Regions from separate parts of the Homo sapiens genome. Here region 2 is linked to region 1. The links are chromatin contacts, found by Hi-C in ENCODE. All regions are on one chromosome and are shown on one strand. Each heading gives the region's core, a stretch centred on a gene start or an enhancer-like site at or near the end of the contact. The rest is flanking DNA. Distances are from core to core; before and after follow the strand shown.

What was found. Hi-C counts contacts between places; a loop is a spot of excess contacts on that map. Pooled maps may share reads with other maps.
Region 2: a pooled map shows a loop between it and region 1 (11-fold over the local background). The contact joins the enhancer-like site here to the promoter of ALG14 in region 1. A Hi-C loop is called at or near these places in 3 of 50 pooled maps.

What each region holds. Positions count from the first base shown.
Region 1 is chr1:95,069,175-95,076,091 of GRCh38, reverse strand. It overlaps ALG14 (ALG14 UDP-N-acetylglucosaminyltransferase subunit), which reads left to right and starts at 3,141. Exons shown (of 4, transcript NM_144988.4): 1 at 3,141-3,329. The coding sequence starts at 3,194. RefSeq lists enhancers at 3,020-3,379, 3,620-3,699.
Region 2 is chr1:93,039,773-93,046,689 of GRCh38, reverse strand. No RefSeq gene overlaps it. Among named protein-coding and RNA genes, the nearest start is that of MTF2, 36 kb to the left of the region's middle. RefSeq lists an enhancer at 3,938-4,197. Within about 2 kb of position 4,074, at least 6 of the 41 ENCODE cell types and tissues checked have a DNase peak (open chromatin) inside an H3K27ac peak, as active enhancers do.

The sequences.
Region 1 (6,917 bases), core at 1,892-4,391:
CAGGTGACATTTTTGGCAGGAATTCTCAGCTATGTTCCTGTCCCTGCCTGCTACCTAGCTGCTCCCTGCAGTTCTCAACTTTCTTGGCAGGAAAACTAAAGAGTTTTATGATCACCTTAATTCAGAATAATTCAACCAATAAGTCCAAACAATGTCTGGTACCCCACCCTCTTTGATTCTCTGCATTTCCTTGCAAGCCCCCAATGTTTGATTGCTTCCATTCATTCCAGCTACATGCCAAGTGTGGTCAAACTAATATTTCCTACAGATATAGGTAATTATAATAGTGAGGGGATGAAGTAATGGGAAATGCAAGGGTGTCCTCCAAGTATTAAATCTACCTTAATATAGAGCTTGGGGCCTGGAGCTAAGTAATTATCATATGCCTGACATTTTCATTGCATGTGTCAGTTTACAAAGCTGTTTCAGACACATCATCATCACAGCAATCTAGATGCTATTGTTTGCCTACCCAACAACCCTCCCTGCAGCTTCCTCCTCACTGAGAGAATGCCTATTTTGTTCAGTACCCACCCTCCATCCAACAGCCATGTATTACAGGTGAGTTGTAGATCATCCTCCTCCCACCTCCACCAGCTTTGAAGTCGCTTTCCTTTTATGCCTGGGAAAGTGATATAAGTATGGCCAAAAGGAGTGAAAGAAAGTCTGCTGTGAGGGGTTCTAGAATAAGTTTCCTTGCCTTTAAAAAAATAAAAAATAAAGCAGGCCGGGCGTCATGGCTCACCCGTATAATCCCAGCACTTTGGGAGGCTGAGGTGGGCGGATCATGAGGTCAGGTTCAAGACCAACCTGACCAACATGGTGAAACCCCGTCTCTACTAAAAATACAAAAATTAGCTGGGTGTGGTGGCGCATACCTGTAGTCCCAGTTACTTGGGAGGCTAAGCCAGGCGAATTGCTTGAATCCCAGAGGTGGAGGTTGCAGTGAGCCGAGACCGTGCCACAGAGCAAGACTGGGGGGGAGGGGCAAAAAAGACCCGACAAGATAACCTCTTTTTTGGCTATGGAGATTGCCCTGTTGGATGTAACCATCCACACATCCCATTCTGGGACCACTAGTGTCTTAAGTATCAGGTAAGACTGTTTCAGGTTGAAGACATTATTAGGAATGGCAGAGTGGGCATATACAAGTAAATGATACTCCTTGTATTATCCTTGAGCTGTTTTTCTTACTACACCAAAGACCCTACCTCTGGACTTCCAACTACGCATTTGTAAGCCCAGAGAATTCTGATTCCATTAAAATTTGAGAGACACTGACTTCTAAGTCCACAACTATGAACTTTCTCCACCCTTACTAGCTAAGTAGACTTAGGCAAATTATTTAACTTTTATGGAATCTACTTCTTTGTCTGTAAAAAGGGAACTAATATCCACTTTAAGGTCTTACTGCGAGAATGTATAGTTAAGAAGATTTGATGGAGCCGGGCGCAGTGGCTCATGCCTGTAATCCCAGCACTTTGGGAGGTAGAGGCGGGCAGATCACCTGAGGTTAGGAGTTCGAGACCAGCCTGGCCAACATGGTGAAACTCTGTCTCTACTAAAAAAAAAAAAAAAAAAAATAGCCAGGCATGGTGGTGCATGCCTGTAGTCCCAGCTACTTGGGAGGCTGAGGCAGGAGAATCGCTTGAACCTGGGAGGTGGGGGTTGCAGTGAGCCAAGATTGTGCCACTGCACTCCAGCCAAGCGACAGAGTGAGACTCTGTCTCAAAAAAAAAAAAAAAGAAAAGAAAAGAAAAGAAAGAAGATTTGATGGAAGACAATTTGGAAAGTGTTGTAAGGTCCACGGACTCTACTCACAAAGTCTCCCAAACTTGCTTGCTGATAGGAATGGACACGCTGGTTACATAAGCTAATCCCAGGTGCCCGATCCCCGGAAATTCTGATTCAGTGTTTCCTAATGGACCCTGGGAGTCTGCACCTTTAATAACACATTCTAGGCTCCAGGTAAGTGTGGTGATCAGGCAAGTTTGAATTTAGCAAAGGAATACAGGATGCAGTACTCCTGTCCAGCAGGACTCAGATTTCTGGTTTCTGATTCTAGATCTGACGCTATTCCACTTGGGCAAGCAGTTGCACCTTTCTGAACCTTTTTACTCATCTGTATACCTGTTCAATATAACCTACAGGTAGGTCTATGGTGGACCGAAGGCAAATTATATTTGGGGTGAAGGGGCTCCTGATCTTAGTATTTTATGTTGTCGTAATGTGGATTAATTAGACATAATTAATTTATTAACAATTAATTAATTAGACATAAGCAAAATTGAGATTGAAGGGGGTGTTGGCAGATCATCATTTTGGCTGAGGACATGAGAAACACACTGGAAATGCTTTGTGATAAAATTAACTGAATATTAATTGTAGGACTGTGCCTTGTCTATCCTGCTACCTAGAGCCACTGAGCTTTGCAATCCTCTTAGGAGTGTGGCTTACCTTTAGGTGGTCACCCTCAACTACTCTGGTCACACTGAGAGCTGTGAAAACCTCGAGAAAAGTTAAAAACATACATGTTGGGAGACAGGGGGTTTGGATGAGGGCCCTAAATTCGATGTTTAAGCCTAGGGTCCTTACTGGCGAACACTTTCAGTAATGTCTGTGTGCAACAGAAACATTTCTCTTGGCATTAAAAAAAAAAAAAGAAAGAAAGAAAGGATGTATTCCCTTAGCTTCAGGTGGCATTCACGAAGTTGACAGAGCCAGAACACCTCCTAACTGGGGAGTTTCGGGACCTTTAGGGCGCAGAGACTGCCTGACCTCGTCGTGGGCGTAAATCAAGCTTCCCCAGCGCTTAACTTTACAATTTTCAGCTTACGCTTGGCTGCAGCTGCGCACAATCCGCGCAGAAGCAGGGGTTCCGCTGACAAACGTGAACGTACAGAACGTAGAAACCTTTTAACGCTAATATGCAGTTTCCCTGTATGGCTGTTGTGCATTATTAATCTAGGTATTGCGTATTTAGTTTAGGAAACACGAATACTACATGATAAATGAGGTAAAATGGATTGTGACTGGGACCTCAGCTTCTCCGTCGCCTCCACTCCTCCCAGCTCAGGAAAGACCAGCCCACCAAGACGTGCGTCCTCCGCGTTTGAGTCGCTTCGGCACCCGTAGTTGTGAACTTTGACAGCGGCTGGTCCCCGGAAGTTGGACGCATGCGCCGTTTCTCTGCATGGTGTGCGTTCTCGTTCTAGCTGCGGCCGCAGGAGCTGTGGCGGTTTTCCTAATCCTGCGAATATGGGTAGTGCTTCGTTCCATGGACGTTACGCCCCGGGAGTCTCTCAGTATCTTGGTAGTGGCTGGGTCCGGTAAGTATCGAGGAGGCGACTGTCGGACTTGGGTTGGTCACTACAAACCCCAGAGTGCACCGCGACGCTCTTCCCTGGTACCCTTAGCACTTCTTGGAGTGTTGCATGCAGAGATTTGTAGTTTCTCTGCCTTGCCGGAACCGGGCAGTCCAGCCAGGGTAGGGGCTGGTTTGCTGACGCGGCCCAGAGGTTTTTTTTATGACAAGTAATTTACACTTGTCTATAATTAAGACTCTCTGTAGCGTATATTTTTCAAACAATTAGTGAACAGAGAACGTAGAAGCCTTTTGATGCAAACATGCAGTTTCCCCGTATGGCTGTTGTGCATTATTAATCTAGGTATTGCGTATTTAGTTTAGGAAACACGAATGCTACATGACAAATGAGGCAAAATGAATTGTCACATTTATAAATATACAAAGTCCAAGAGGATAAAAACAATGATCTACGGGCTGTAGAACAATACACACGCGGTGGCAGAGTGTGAGCAACACACTGACCTGTCAGGTAATACAATCTAAATCCACCAACTCTGTAGGTGCTTACAATTTTAAATACACATATTTGACAGGGACAGACAGACACACACAGACACAATGTAAACATTTGGGTATGGCAGGAGATTGCATCCAGATAGAACATGTATAGTATGAGTAAATGTACTAAGTTTATGTTCAAGTATAACGCATTACTTTATTCACTTAATCTGTTTTGAGCTGTTAGAAAGACCAAACACTAAACTAACCTCTGGAAATAACAAAACTGACTAACATTACTTGCCACGGAGTGCTGACTCCGTGCTAAGTCCTGTGAGAGATGCAAAGATACAGCAGTAAATGAAATAGAGAATACAAAAAAACTAACAGAAAATAAATCAAAATGAGTATTTGCCACAATGAGATAAATGCTATAATCTTGTAATAATTGTGTAAGAAGTACAAATTGCTATGGCAGTCTTCAGGAAGGGCACTACTTTATCAGGTCTTAAAAAACAGACAGCTTCCTGGAAGAAATGATGCTAAACTGAAACTTGAAAGATGACCCAGAATTAGTCAGATGAGGGACAGCCAGGGTTTCGAGGGCTGGGAGGATGTGAAAAGAAGGTGATAACACTTGGAATGACCAGAGTTGAGAGAACACTATCGTGTAGAGTTCAATGTAGGGAGGTAAACTGAGTCCAGATTGTAAAGAGTATTTAAAATCTTGCTTTTTTTCTTTTTTATACAGAGTCTCACGCTGTTGCCCAGGCTGGAGGGCAGTGGCGCAGTCTCAGCTCACTGCAACTCCACCTCCCAAATTCAAGCCATTCTCCTGCCTCAGCCTCCCGAGTAGCTGGGATTACAGGCGCACCACCACACTCAGCTAATTTTTGTATTTTTAGTACAGACAGTGTTTCACCATGTTGACCAAGGCTGGTCTTGAACTTCCGACCTCAAGTGATCCTCCTGCCTCAGCATCCCAAAGTGCTGGGGTTGCAGACGTGAGCCACCCCTGGCCTAAAATCCTGCTTTATAAAGCAATTGCTGCTACTCCACTGTTGATATCATGTAGGGGTTAAGACCACAGGCCTCTAGGTTGTCATAACACCACACATGAATCACATTTCTGCCACTTACTACCTTGGGGATCTCAGGCAATTAGTTAACCTCGCTGAACCTTCTGTTTCTACATGGGTTGAGAGAGGACAGGAGAGATTAAATAGGATCATATTTAAAGTGTTTAGGCCGGGCGTGATGGTTCACACCTGTAATCTCAGCAATTTGGGAGGCCGATACAGGCGGATTGCTTGAGCTTAGGAGTTGGAGACCAGCCTGGGCAACATAGTGAAACCCTGTCTCTACATTAAAATAAATAAATAAATTAGGTGGATGTGGTGGCATGCACCTATAGTCCCAGCTATTTGGGAGGCTGAGGTAGGAGGATCACTTGAGTCTGGGAGGTGGAGGTTGCAGTGAGCTGAGATTGTGCCACTGCACTCCAGCCTGGTTGACAGAGTGAGACCCTGTCTCAAAATGAAATAAAATAAAATGATATAATCAAAAGCTTAAATTAAAAAATAAAGTGTTCAGTAAAGTGCTTGACATATAGTGTCAACCTAAAATAATCAAAGGGCTCAATATCCAGTTAGAAGAGTTTATTCAAGCACAAAGCGTGAGATTGGGTGTCTGGGGAGCAAACCTATACCAAAGAATGTAATCAGTGCTCCCCATGTGGGGAAGAATGAAGGTAGTTTGTATACGCAAGAACAGAGATGCTGAACAAAATTACAATATTTTCCATACAAAGGCCAACATACAGATACAAGATTTGGTTGGCTACTGTAAGGGCCAAGGGGAAACTTCCCTTTTGCCCTCTGAAGTTTCACTGAAAATCACTGATGAGGCAGAAATAATAGGAGAAAAGGCATACAAATTTATGAAGCATATATGAAAGTGTTCTGAATGAAGACCCAGAGATACAAGGGAAATGGTCTGTTTTTATGCTTAGGTTCAGCAAAGTATGGACAGCCATGTAGAATTATGACTGGACAAAAGGGTATAATTTAATGCTAATAGACAGTAGGGAAGCCCAGCAAGGCCTGTCTAGATTTTTCTTGGTCTCTCTGAGCATGCATTCCTTTCCTTCTGGATGTGGGGTAGGGCCCTCTCTGGAATGGGGGTCTTATGACCTACCGTCAAACAAGGTAGATCAGATAATTTTTTTAATTTAATTAATTAATTTTAAAAATAGAGATGGTGTCTTGCTATGTGTGCCAGACTGGTCTTGAACTCCTGGCCTCAAGCAATTCTCCTGCCTTCCAAAGCGCTGGGATTAAAGGTGTGAGCCACCTCGCCCAGCTCCCCAGCTCGGATAATTTCTTTATGGCCAGTTTTTACACAGAAAGGTGGAGTAAAATTAGAGTAGTATTTTTAGGTTTTATGACCAGCTTTTGGGAGAAGGAGTTCTTGGTTTCTGTGACCCGCCCTGGGGAAGAGAGATTCTAGTTTCTATGGCAAGCCTCAGGGGAGTATGGGACTGAGAGACAGAGGACAGGAGAAGGCCAGAGAAAAATTTTTGCTTCTAAGGCCTTCATTTTGGGATATTATTTTCTAAGTCCCAACACTACTATTGATTACACACTAAGGGATTTGTTTAACATTCTGGTATAAGGAGGTAACAATCACAAAGGCCTCTATCTCCAATGTCATTTAGTCTAGGTTTGAATAAAGACTAGGGAATCTGGTTAATGTATAACATCTCAACACAAAGGTCAGGAAGCAACAGACATACACCAAAGAGAAAAAGCCATGTTACATGAGTCAGTTTCCAGGGCTTAGCTTTTCCCCTTGGCATAATAAATTTGGAAGGTCTTGACATTTTCTTTTCTTTTTACATAAGCATTTAATAAATGGTTACTGTTATTAGTCTTGGTGGCAAAAGGAGCTTTTGAAGTTTTGTTTTGGTTTTTGTTTTTAAGACAGACTCTTGTTATGTACCCAGGCTTGCCTCTAAATCCTGGGATCAAGCGATTCTGAGACAGCCTCCCGAGTAGCTGGTACCACAGGCACGTGCCACCGCACATGACTTATCTTTTTCAGTGGAGAGTCA
Region 2 (6,917 bases), core at 2,825-5,324, 2.0 Mb after region 1:
ATTTTCTTCATCTGTAAAATAGGATAATAATACATTACTCATAATTACTCATAGGATCGTTGGGAAGATTAAGCAATAAATCCATGTAAAATGCCTAGCATAATGTCTGATGTATAGTGGCATTCAAGAAATGTAAATTACATTTCTCTCTGTTATTGGGTCCTTTGATGATTGAATATGCCCACTGTTTTCTATTTTCTTTTTCTTTTGTTTTGTTGTTAGAACAAGATAAAACTCCTTGATAAACTGCAGACATATTCAACGGTTATTAGCGCTAACCATATGGGCATCAACATTCAGAATTAGAACAATGTAATAATATTGACCTAGTATTCAGTTAGCAATATTGACATACAGAAGATTGAGACCACCCTGGCTAACACGGTGAAACCCTGTCTCTACTAAAAATACAAAAAATTAGCCGGGCATGGTGGCGGGCACCTGTAGTCCCAGCTACTTGGGAGGCTGAGGCAGGAGAATGGTGTGAACCCCAGAGGCGGAGCTTGCAGTGAGCCGAGATTGTGCCACTGCACTCCAGCCTGGGCCACAGAGTGAGACTCCTTCTCAAAACAAATTAAATAAATAAACAAATAATAATAATAATGTTGACCTAATATTAGGTTGACCTATTAGTTTCAGATAAAGTTAGAGTTAGGTCAATATACATTACAACTAAGTTTAGGAATTAATCAATACGTAACTTCTCAGGATCTTCTCTCTTCAACTTTAGACAGGTTTTGATTAAATTAGTCAACAGAAAACTTTAAATATATTGAAATTTAGAAGTACATAAAAACTTGTAAATAAGCAACATTAGTTATGTTTAAAATAATCCTTTTGTCCAGGCACTGTGGCTTAGACTTGTAATCCCAGTACTTTGGGAAGCTGAGGTCAGTGGATCACTTAAGGCCAGGAATTCAAGACCAGCCTGGCCAACATGGTGAAACCCCAACTCTACTAAAAATACAAAAATTAGCTGGTTGTGATGGCGCACACCTGTAATCCCAGCTACTTGGGAGGCTAGGGCATGAGAATCACTTGAACCCGGGAGGTGGAGGTTGCAGTGAGCCAAGGTCTCGACACTGCACTCTAGCCTGGGTGACAGAGCAAGACTCTGTCTCAAAAATAAATAAATAAATACATAATAATAATCCTTTTATCCTTTTGTATAATCCATGTGCTATCCCCTGCTTTTTTTTCTTTTTTTCAAGCTTGTGGGAAGTGGTATGATTATGGACAGGCTATCAAACTTCTAAAAATGAGTTTTCAAACAACCTTTGTAGCTGGAATTAGATAGTTTGGTACCGATCATGCCTTGGCTACTATTAAAATTTCTAAAAGGGGCCAGCCTCAGTGGTTCACACCTGTAAGCCCAGCACTTTGAGTGGCCAAAGCAGGCAGATCATTTGACGTCAGGCGTTCAAGAACAGCCTGGCCAACATGGTGAAACCTTGTCTTTACCAAAAATATTAAATAACTTTTAAAATTGCAAAAACCACAGTTACTTTTGCATCAACCTATACAAAAACTAGCCAGGCATGGTGACACGTGCCTGTAGTCCCAGCTACTTGGGAGGCTGAGGCAGGAGAATCTCTCGAACGCAGGAGGTGGAAGTTGCAGTGAGCCAAGATCACGCCACTGCACTCCATCCTGGGCAACAGAGTGAGACCCTGTCTCAAATAATAATAATAATTGTTATCATCATCATCATCTAAAATGTTATAATCCCTAAAGATCTCCACATCTGATTCTCATATTTTGTAAGTTGCATCTGCACTGCCAGTAAGGTTTTGCTTTCAAATTGTTTAGTTTTGTTTTTGAGTCTTCAGACTTTAAAAAAATTAAACAAGTTATACTACACTGTGTTTGAAAAGAAAAAGAATATAAATGAAAAGGGAAGCCATAAATATCAGTCAACAGACATAGTTGAGAAATTTGGGGAACTCTAGGTCTATACAACTTTCCTAGATTGAACCCTGTAGTCTCAATTGATTTCAATGAGAATTTTTTGTCAAGTGAGGGATGATAATTTTTATATAGATCTCATTCTTACTTTTCCAAGTTTTCACTTTAATTCTGTAGTGGACTCAGTGTGGGTAATAGGCATATTAGATTCCACAAAATTGTGAAAGTTATTGGTCTGGATTTTATTTTAGAGTGCCAACTGTTGTGGTATTCACTTCTGTTTGAATCAACTATAGCGTATAATGTCAAAACAATACATTGGAACCAATAGCTCCCAGGGTAAAAATTATCCGTGTACAGATGGTGGGCAAGAGTGATTACTTAAATTCTAGATATATAAATACCATAAGTACATATTCAGAGTTATGAATGGAGTAAGGATTCCCACAGTATTAATCTAACTTCAACAAGCCACGCAAATAGAGTGAAACACAATCTGTTCTATACATTTTGCACACTCTCAATTGCTGTAACATGAGAAATGGTATTTTAAGGGTAGAAACCCTCAACTGCTTTGAGACCACAAAAGTCCATCAGTTTACAGCTGGAGGCTTCTATCTATTCAGAATGTTTGGTACTCTTACAAACAGTAGCCCCACCGTTAAAATTAATAGATTTTGTATCCTAGGGGGCAAAGTTCTTTAAAGTCATGACATGACTTTTGCTTTGGCCTTGATTTTCCTTTTATTTCTAAGGAGTTTCTGTAAAAGGATTCCTTTGTTAACATATACCATTTTCGTTATAATATAACATTAGTTTTTCCTCTGTATTTTCACAAAAGCAAAAAAAAAATTGTACAAGCCAATACTTATCCCTAAAATATATTTTTCTGATTACAAAGTATTGATGTTATTTCTGAAAAAATATAAAAAGTATAAAACAAAAAATAAAAATTACTCATAATACACATAGAGAATAACATTTTGGTGTCCATATTCCCATATAAAACACAGTCATATGTTGCTTAACGACAGGGTACAGTCTGAAAAAAGCATTGTTTGGTGATTTTGTCCTTGTGTGAACATCATAGAGTGCACTTACACAAACCTACATGGTAGAGCCTACTACACACTTAGGCTATATGGTATAGCCTATTGCTATACCATAGCACCATATAGGACTATGAATTGTCCTATAACTAAATATGGTACTAAGAACATAGAAGACAATAAATGCTTCAATTTATGATAATTAGGCATTGAGCAAAACTCTGATTTTCTATACCAGTTCTTCACAAGATGCCTATTAAATTGAGTTGAAACATTGATGGGATTGGTGTCTGCAAGAAATATTCTGGAAATACTAAATTTTATAATTTAATGTTAATAGGCTTTTAGTGTTGAGAGTAATGTATTTCTTGCTAAGTCATCAATAAACATCTAATTTAAAATACAATAAAAATAATTTATAAAATAGGTCATTACACTTATACAAGCTTGTTGAACAAAGGCTAGTAATATAATTTTTTAAGTACCATGAAAAGAGATCATACTGGTTCTGTGTGGTGGCTCATACTTGTAATCCCAGCACTTCGGGAGGCCGAGATGGGAAGATTGCTTGAGCTCAGGAGTTCAAGATCGGCCTGGGCAACATAGCAAGACCCCATCTTTAAAAAAATACAAAAAAATAGCTAGGCATGCTGGCACGCACCTGTAGTCCCAGCTACCTGTGGGGCTGAGGTGAGAGGATCGCTTGAACCCTGGAGGCGGAGGCTGCAGTGAGCCATGTTTGAGCCACTGCACTCCAGCCTGGATGACAAAGCAAGAACCTGTCTCAGAAAAAAAAAAGAGAGAGAGACAGTTTGTATCAAGTAGTCCAGAAGAAATAAAGCTGGAGACTAAAGTTTCAGTAGTGCTTTCTAGAACTTTTCAAGACAAGGTTATCTGTATAACTGAATTTGAGTATTTCACCAGGCATGAGAGCCAATCTCATGTGAAACACCGAATAGTCCCAAAGAACGTGAAAGGAATATCGTAATGAGGCAGAATAGGGTCTGGAGGCAAGGAACCTAAGGCTGATTCACCCTGACTTCCTAGAACTAAATCGAAAGAAAAACCCCAACTTTCTGCACCTACGTAACAAAAGGACCAGAAGCTACTCCCTTTGCAAACCCCAACCTTTTCTACACAGCAGATGGGAAACTGAAACTACCTCTGAGTGGTTACTTTTTGCAACCAATCAGACCTTTCCATAGGAATATAACATTGTAACTTCACTTCAGTGATTATGATTATGAGCCAAGGCTACATTTGCATAGAAGTGCAACTTTATAACTTCACTTTAGCCTCTGATTGTTTGCTTTCCACAACCAACCATATGTTTGCATAGGAGTGTGACCTTTGTAACTTGACTTCAGCCTCTGATTGCTTGCTGTCTGCAAGCAATCAGACTAATTGTGGACCACCACTTCATTTACATGTGGTGAACACCAAGTGGCCAATGGGAAACCTCTAGCGGGTATTTGGACCCAAGAAGGTTCTGTATCCAGAGCCTTTGAGCCGCTGTTGGGAGGGCTTCCACACCGTGGAGTGTATTTTCACTTTCAATAAATCTCTGCTTTCATGGCTTCATTGTTTCCTTGCTTTGCTGTGCGTTTTGCCCAATTCTTCAAAATGCGAAGAACCTGGGCAGCTTGCAGTCAAGAGCCTCTACTGGTAACAGTAACATGGGTTGTTTTTGTTTTGTTTTGTTTTTACAAGAGTAGGACTTTCCTCATACCCTAAGTCTTTGGTCATTAAGACACACAAATAAAACTGCATATCCTGCACTGATCATCAGCCAAGTATATTTACTAATTTCAATTAGAAGAATATAAACACCTTAACTGTCACAGTTAATTAGTATATTTGGAGATGGTGATGGAGAATGTTACGTAGAGAAAAAAAAACCAATTACTTATAGTGCAAATAGAGATTCTTAGAGGAGGGCTAAGGCAGAACTTCAAGATTAGTGTCAGATAAGGGATAAGAAGATAAAGAATAAGGGCCGGGTGCGGGACCTCACGCCTGTAATCCCAGCACTTTGGGAGGCGGAGGCGGGCGGATCACGAGGTCAGGAGATCGAGACCATCCTGGTTAACATGGTGAAACCCTGTCTCTACTAAAAATAAAAAAATAAAAATAAAAAATTAGCCGGGTGTGGTGGCGGGCGCCTGTAGTCCCAGCTACTCCGGAGGCTGAGGCGGGAGAATGGCGTGAACCCGGGAGGCGGAACTTGCAGTGAGCTGAGATCACGCCACTGCACTCCAGCCTGGGCGAGAGAGAGGGACTCTGTCTCAAAAAAAAAAAAGGGTTAATTTCATGCCAGGCACTGTGCATGACAATTGCAATACAAGTTAAATACTATAATAGAAGAAATAACAAAATTCTGTGAGGAGAAAGGAAGCTGTTCAGCCAGTGTGTCTACCTAGCCATTATTCCTTCTAAGCCAGCTGCTGCTATGTTAGTCATTTCACACAATTAGCTTTTGCTCCAATATATTTTTATTCCAACCTGACTCCGCTGGCAGATTCTGGACTCTAGGCTCCTTTACTCTGGCTCCAACCCTCTTCTGGCCTTTTGAACCTGGAGCTTGTCCCGTCTCCCTGCCATTTGATTCTTCTCTTTCTAATACATTGGCTTGGACTAGATTTCTTGAGTTTTGTATCTTCAGGTGCCTTGATAAAAGCGCAGATTCCTTTACTCTGTTTAAACCCTGGCTATAGTCACAGACTCTCTGAAAACCCCACCCGGTGTTCAGACAACTGTCTTCGTCTCACCCTAAGGCAATAGAAAACGAAATTCACGCTGGGCGCAGTGGCTCACGACTGTAATCCCAGCACTTTGGGAGGCCGAGGCGGATGGATCACCTAAGGTCAGGAGTTTGAGACCAGCCTTGCCAACGTGGAGAAACCCCATCTCTTAAAATACAAAATTAGCCGGTGTGGTGGTGGGCACCTGTAATCCCAGTTACTTGGGAGGTTGAGGAATGAGAATCACTTGAACCCAGGAGGCGAGGTTGCGGTGAGCTGAGATCGTGCCATTGCACTCCAGCCTGGGCAACAAGAGTGAAACTCCATCTCAAAAAAAAGAAGAAAAGAAAGAAAGAAAGAAATTCAAATGGCCCTTCACCATATGAAAAGACATTATCATAAGGCAGTTGCAAATTAAGGGTAACTGAAATAACATCCTGCACTTCTCAGATTACGAAAAAACAAAAGCGTAGCAATACACTTTGTTCAAGAGATTGTAGAAATAAATAAACTACTGTTGGAAGTGCAGAATCCACATCCCTTTGGGGGTGATTTAGAAGGCATTTCAATTGCACGTATTCTTCAACCCAGCACTATCACTTCTGGCAATTCATTCTAAAAATATGTTTGCATTTATACAAAATGACAAATTTACAAGGTCATTTATTGAGGCATTGCTTGTATAGCCATGAAGATTGGAAATAGCCCAAATGTCCATCCATAGCAGAATTTTCCAATCTCAGCACTAATTGACATTTTAGACCAGATAATTCTTTGTTATGGGACTGTTCTGTGCATTGTAGCATATTTAGTAGCATCTCTGGCCTCTACCTACTAGATGTGAGCAGCACTTTACTCCCAGACCAAAATGATTGTAGACAATGCCAAATGACCCCAGTCAGGGACAAAACCTCCCAGACTCTCTAATTGAGAACCACTTATATACAGATAACTGGTTAAATAATAATGGTATATTCACAAGTGGAATACTATGCAACTGTAAAAACAATGTGGAGCTTTCAATGTGCTAATATGGAATACTGATTGGATAATAAAAAGAATGGAAACAAGAGAAGAAAGAAAGCTACATTTTCATGATTACAAGGATGTGAGGAGATGGAGAGAGAAGACTGTATCTCCATTATCCATACACTTTTTTTTGTTGTTGTTGTTGAGGGAGTCTCACTCTCTCTGTTGCCCAGGCTGGGGTGCAGTGGCGTGA